Linked DNA regions of Homo sapiens: region 1 is linked to region 2. A link is an interaction called in ENCODE POLR2A ChIA-PET data of the cell type or tissue named here. Cell type or tissue: HepG2. All regions are shown on one strand. Links, peaks and the distances in the headings refer to the core of each region. The heading gives the core; the rest is flanking DNA. Region 1 overlaps BICC1 (BicC family RNA binding protein 1). Region 2 overlaps LOC105378316 (a long non-coding RNA gene).

Region 1 (2,804 bases), core at 85-2,584, 160 kb before region 2:
AACATGAATTCCAGTTAATAATTCAACTGAAAATCTGCCCCTAGGCCAGGCGTGGTGGCTCACACCTGTAATCCCAGCACTTTGGCAGGCCGAGGCGGTGGATCACCTGAGGTCAGGAGTTTGAGAACAGTCTGGCTAACATAGTGAAATGCTGTTTCTACTAAAAATACAAAAAATTAGCCAGTCGTGGTGGCGTGCACCTGTAATCCCAGCTACTCAGGAGGCTGAGGCAGAATTGCTTGAACCTGGGAGGTGGAGGTTGCAGTGAGCTGACATTGCGCCATTGCACTCCAGCTTGGGCAACGAGAGCAAAACTCCATCTAAAAAAAAAAAAAAAAAGAAAAGAAAAAAAAAAAAGAAAAAGAAAAGAAATTCCGCCCCTAAAAGTTATTACATTTATTCTGCATATGATACTGGATCTCAAATATCCTTGGCTTTCTCCTCTGTACTTGTTCATCAATATACTGGTGGTTAAATGCTAATACCAGAGTGTGCTAAACTGATAGTGAATGATTTCAGGGAATCTTTTATACAAATGGAACCCAATTTTCTATTACTTGCAAAATTTGAATCATTTGTCTCTTTTTCTCAGAAGTTTTCATGTGATTTCCATAAAACACAGCCAAAAGTAAACCACAAAGTCGAAACTTCCAACTGTTTTCCTGGAAAATACATTTTTTTTAAACTGCATATCATCAAAAGTTCAGAACTTAATTAAATGATGCCATTTATTTTACAGCTGTCATTCTGAACTTGGCAATTTTATCATTCAGAATGTAATGATGGCATCACAATAGCTGAAAACTCATGTTTCAAAGCATAGTTAAAAGTTAATCTTGCTAGGAATGCATTTATCATTTAGGAAGGTAGTGGAAAAAAGTAATAATTTGTCCCTTACCTGGCACTAATGAAGTCAGATGCTGCAAAGCAACTATACTGCAAAATGTTTGGTCACCCTGGCTATCATTTTTAATTCTCATCCTCTTTGAGTAGACAATTGTATTAGTTTGTTCTCATGCTGCTAATAAACACATACCCAAGACCGGGTAATTTATCAAAGAAAGAGGTTTAATTGGCTCACAGTTGCACATGGCTGCAGAGGCCTCACAATCGTGGTGGAAGGCAAATGGGGAGCAAAGTCATGTCTTACAGGGCTTGTGCAGGGGAACTCCCATTTAAAAAACCATCAGATCTCCCAGACTTATTCACTATCACAAGAAAAGTATAGGGGAAACATCCCCCATGATTCAGTTATCTCCACCTGGCCCCACCCTTGACACGTGGGGATTATTACAATCCAAGGTGAGATTTGGGTGGGAACACAGCCAAACCATATCAATAATGAATAGAAACAATATGATCTCCTAACTTTTAGATTTCAAATCCTTCTACATATCCTCTAAACCTTTCACTTAAAGAATTTTTAAATAACTAGCTCAGATGAAGTGATATCTATCTATCTATCTATCTATCCATCTATCTATCTATCTATGTAAAACCTTTAATCTGTTTTCTGGGCTATATGAGAAAAAAACAGTCTCCTCTGTCCTTTATTCTGCCTTTGCAAAGGCAATCAGTTGGTTCTTTCTGCTGGAAATGCCTATTTTGTCTCCATTAGGACATTCAGGTCATGGAGTCACAGGTCTGGAAGGCATCTTAATCTAATCTAAACTGCCCCCTGCTCAGAAACTGTGCCACAAAGCCTTTCCTCACTTCACCCAACATACTAGTTAAATTCCTTTTACCTAGTCCTCAAAACGCACCTCAAACACTTTCTCCCAAGAAATCCATCTTCCCTGAGTCCTCAGAATAGGGGAAAAAAAAAAAAATCACTCCCTCCGTTTCCTCCATTGTAAAGCTCTCGCCACACTGGATGGCACTTCTGTGCCACTTCTCCTCTGGAGTATGCCCCTCTTGAGGAGAGAAGCCATAGGGCCACCCTTCCCCCTCTGTAGAACTGTACATGGTATAGTGTCTGGCTCAGAGGGAGGGCAATAATGTCTCATGAATGGCGTCCTTAGCAGCTCTGTGAAGCCTGCACACATGCATGCTAACACCATCTTACAAGCATCTTTTCCCTTCAGAATAAAAGCTCTTTGAAAGTTAAAATTACTTCTTCTTTAGTATTCTCATGGAATTTAGAAGAAGGCAGGATAATTTTTGGATTCCCAGATTATGAGGTAGCCCATCATATTAATATATGAAAAGGACAACAAAGTGATATTCAAATGAGAAGACACACATACCCACTTTCCAACTACATACCGAAAACTATCACTTCCTTGATCTTGTTAATACCTTCCCCTCTCAACATACTGACTGAAGCCAAGAAAAGCTTAGGCTCTGGAACCTACCAACCTAGGAAGCTTCTCAAAGAGCACCTCCTACTGATTTACACATGAATCATTGTTTTACAAATGCCAATAGGAAAACATAACAGGAAGAAGTTCTATTTAAGAAAACAAACCCAAACAACTTTGGGTTTAAAGTGTTCTTATTCACTGGAGATTAAGGTTTCCTGGTAACTCCAGAATAAACAGGCACGTGGAAATTGAAGCTGGTTATTTTTCTGTTTTGTTTTCTTCTTTCATAAAATTAGTGATGAACTCAAGAAAGAGAACCAAGCAGGAAACACAGAGGCCTCTATATTTTGCTTATTGTCAGTTACAACTTTGGCTAAATTCCCTCCTTCCCTACTTATCGGTACTTTGCCCATTGAGAAGCAGAAAATTTGAATAACTGGATAATCCAGGGTGACAAAAGTAACAAAAGTAGCAAATGCTAAGAAGAAAAGCCATATGTAC
Region 2 (2,804 bases), core at 17-2,516:
TTCTGGAAATAATTCATCCAGCATTTCTATTTGTTTATATTGGTAAGATTTCAGGTTATCTTAGCTCATATATTACCAGCAGTGAAACTCTAAGTTGTTCTGTTTAGTTTTTTAAGCCAATTTGAGTTGAGTTTTCTGTTATGTGAAGAAACAGAAAATAGTGTTATCTCCCAAAACACATCAGAATTTCTAATATTAACCAACCTGTACCCTTCAGAGGACATTTTGATGTTTCAGAATTCTAAAAACACCGTTAAGTTTGTGGAGCTCAAAATAGTATTATAGCTGTTGAGTGTCCAAATACAATACTGAAGTGACTCCGAGAAGTAATTGTAGGAAGCCTGGAAGCAGTGGTAGCCCTAGTAGTAGTAGAGTAACAGTACTTGTGGGTAAGAGATATTAAGTACTTATCTGTGGCACTCCACGAAGAACTGAATATATGAAATACCACTGTACAGTTTTATACATGAGTAAATGGAAATACAGACAATAAGACAAATAAATAAAAACACAGATAAAGTACCACGTAGAATTTTCTGGAGAATAGTTTTCTTCCCAGCCTACAGCCTGGTTGTGCTCCTCCTGCTCTGGAGAAGAATGGATTTAAAAGAATTGTCATTTTTCCCCACCCATAGGAAAATAGCTGAAACAATACATATTTAGTTTCCCAGGGAGTGCTTCCAGCATGAGAAAAACCAAGTTATGGCAGAATCAAGAACCTGCCAATACCAAAAGTGAGCTTTGTTCTCCAGCCTGGACCTGCCTTTTTCATAAATTAGCCCATAGATTCACCATCTGTATTTGCACGCACACACACACACACACACACACACACAACTAGCCAGGAATGGATGCACAGTGTCTATGGCAGAGAGCTCCCAGCTTAACAGGAGGGCTGTATCAATGAGATGGTCAGTCTTTGAGCTGATACAACAATAGTCTTCAAAAAGAACATGCACATTCCCCTTGTTCACTTATTGAAACAGAACCTTGAAAGCACTGCTATGCAGTGTCTCACAGTATGCCCATAAACTTTTGCTAATTTCAAGAAACTACTGCCATTAATCTCCTCAAATTTGATAGGAAAAAAATTATATACAAGTGGGCCGGGCGTGGTGGCTCATGCCTGTAATCCCAGCACTTTGGGAGGCCGAGGCGGGTGGATCATGAGGTCAAGAGATTGAGACCATCCTGACCAACGTGGTGAAACCTCGTCTCTACTAAAAAAAAAAAAAAAAAAAAAAAATTATATGCAAGTGAACTGAAAAAACAAACAGATGAGCACCATTTATTTCTACACTTTCTCCATTCTAATGAGGCAATGGTCCAAGAAACCACATTCCTGCCCTTGTAAATCAACTGCCAACATGAATGTGATTCTTCAGCTATGAGAAAATGTCTTCTAAAGGGTACAGGTTGGTTAATATTGGAAATTCTTGTGTACTTTGGGAGATAACACTATTTGCTCTGATAAGGACTAGTACTTTTTTCTTCCTTTTTATCTGGACATGTCAAGAATCAGTCATGTCATTTTGCATTTTTCCTTTTTCTTCCTCTCACCCTTGCCCCCTTTGGGATTCATGCCAGTAACATGTTTTCCTGATACAGCAGTGAATGTAATCCAGTATTGACATTTCCTATGTTAAATAAAAGTTTGAGACTTAGGAAAAGTACACATTTAGGAATAATAAATAAAAGTTTCAATGTGGAGCAGCTACAAAGCAAGAGTATACTAACCGTACCAATCCAAGTGTATAGCTTTATGACTTTTAAATCTCTTCTTGTAAATAAATTCCCTAGTGTTAGGGTTTACACTTCAAATGAAAAGAAGATGGGTGGATAGAAAGAAAGAAGACAGAGAGAGGGAAAAAAGGAAGGAAAGAAGGAAGGAAGGAAGTTAGGAAGGAAGGAAGGGAGGGAGGGAAGGAGGGAGGGAGGGAAGGGAGGGAGGGAGGGAGGGAAAGGAAGAATGCAGGCAAGTGAGGGAGGAAGGGAGAACTCCAAGTGCGGATTCAAGGCACTTGAGGGAGTAAGCCAACTCTGAATGGCAAAAAAATAAACTACAGCTAACTCTGGAATTTCCAGCTACCTATTGGTTACTGTTTGGAGAGAATTATTGACAGATGGATGTTTACTCTCAGCAAAAAAGCTCCTGTTTTATGAGATTGGTGAGCTTTATGCCTGGAATACAGATGGTTATCAGTAAATTTTTAGTAAATGAATGAGTGAGTAAATGTACAAATTTCTTTTTTTATGTTCATAAAACTGAAGCCTACAGATGTTTAGTGAGTTGCCCAAAGTCATATAGAAATTCCTAGGTGCTTGAAGTATTCTAGATGGAAAATTTAAGAAAGATCACCAATTCAGACCTAAGAGATCTAGATTCTTGTTGTGAGTTTGTTTTGTCATTTCACCTCTCAGGACCTCTACATTGCAGAAGGCAGAGACTCATCTATGTTGTTTTCTCTTGTACCTTCAATGCTTAACACAGTGTTTGGCATATACTAGATGCTCAATAAATATTTAAATACTTACCATTTTCCCATCTGTAATATTTAGTTTGCCTGTATGAAAACTGAGGAGGTTGGCCGTAAGGCTTTCTGAGTGCGTCTTCCAATTCTACCCCTCTGTGGGAGAGGATCTCTGCTTCCAGTCGTTTTTCATACCCTACTTTCTAACTTCCACTGCTCCAGTTGCATGGGAAGGCAAACACAGGTGGGTGAGGTTCCAACATCCTTTCTCCAATGTTATATCATCATCCCTCTGAGCTCTTATTTCCACAAGAAAAACCACAAAAACACAAT

Evidence for each region. Peaks named below come from ENCODE experiments on the same cell type or tissue, not always from the same donor. Only the 100,000 strongest peaks of a DNase experiment are listed, where the experiment ranks them.
Region 1: POLR2A ChIA-PET joins it to region 2 with 5 read pairs; 4 of 35 experiments call an interaction of 5 or more read pairs at or near these places.

Annotation. Positions count from the first base shown.
Region 1 is chr10:58,631,531-58,634,334 of GRCh38, reverse strand. The region is part of intron 2 of BICC1 (BicC family RNA binding protein 1); the gene reads right to left. Among named protein-coding and RNA genes, the nearest start is that of BICC1, 120 kb to the right of the region's middle. In HepG2, for the core only: no CTCF peak of the experiment used is centred there; no DNase peak of the experiment used is centred there.
Region 2 is chr10:58,467,414-58,470,217 of GRCh38, reverse strand. LOC105378316 (a long non-coding RNA gene) reads right to left here. Exons shown (of 5, transcript XR_945984.3): 3 at 2,536-2,804. Among named protein-coding and RNA genes, the nearest start is that of BICC1, 44 kb to the left of the region's middle. In HepG2, for the core only: no CTCF peak of the experiment used is centred there; DNase peaks (open chromatin) are centred at 1,417 and 2,107.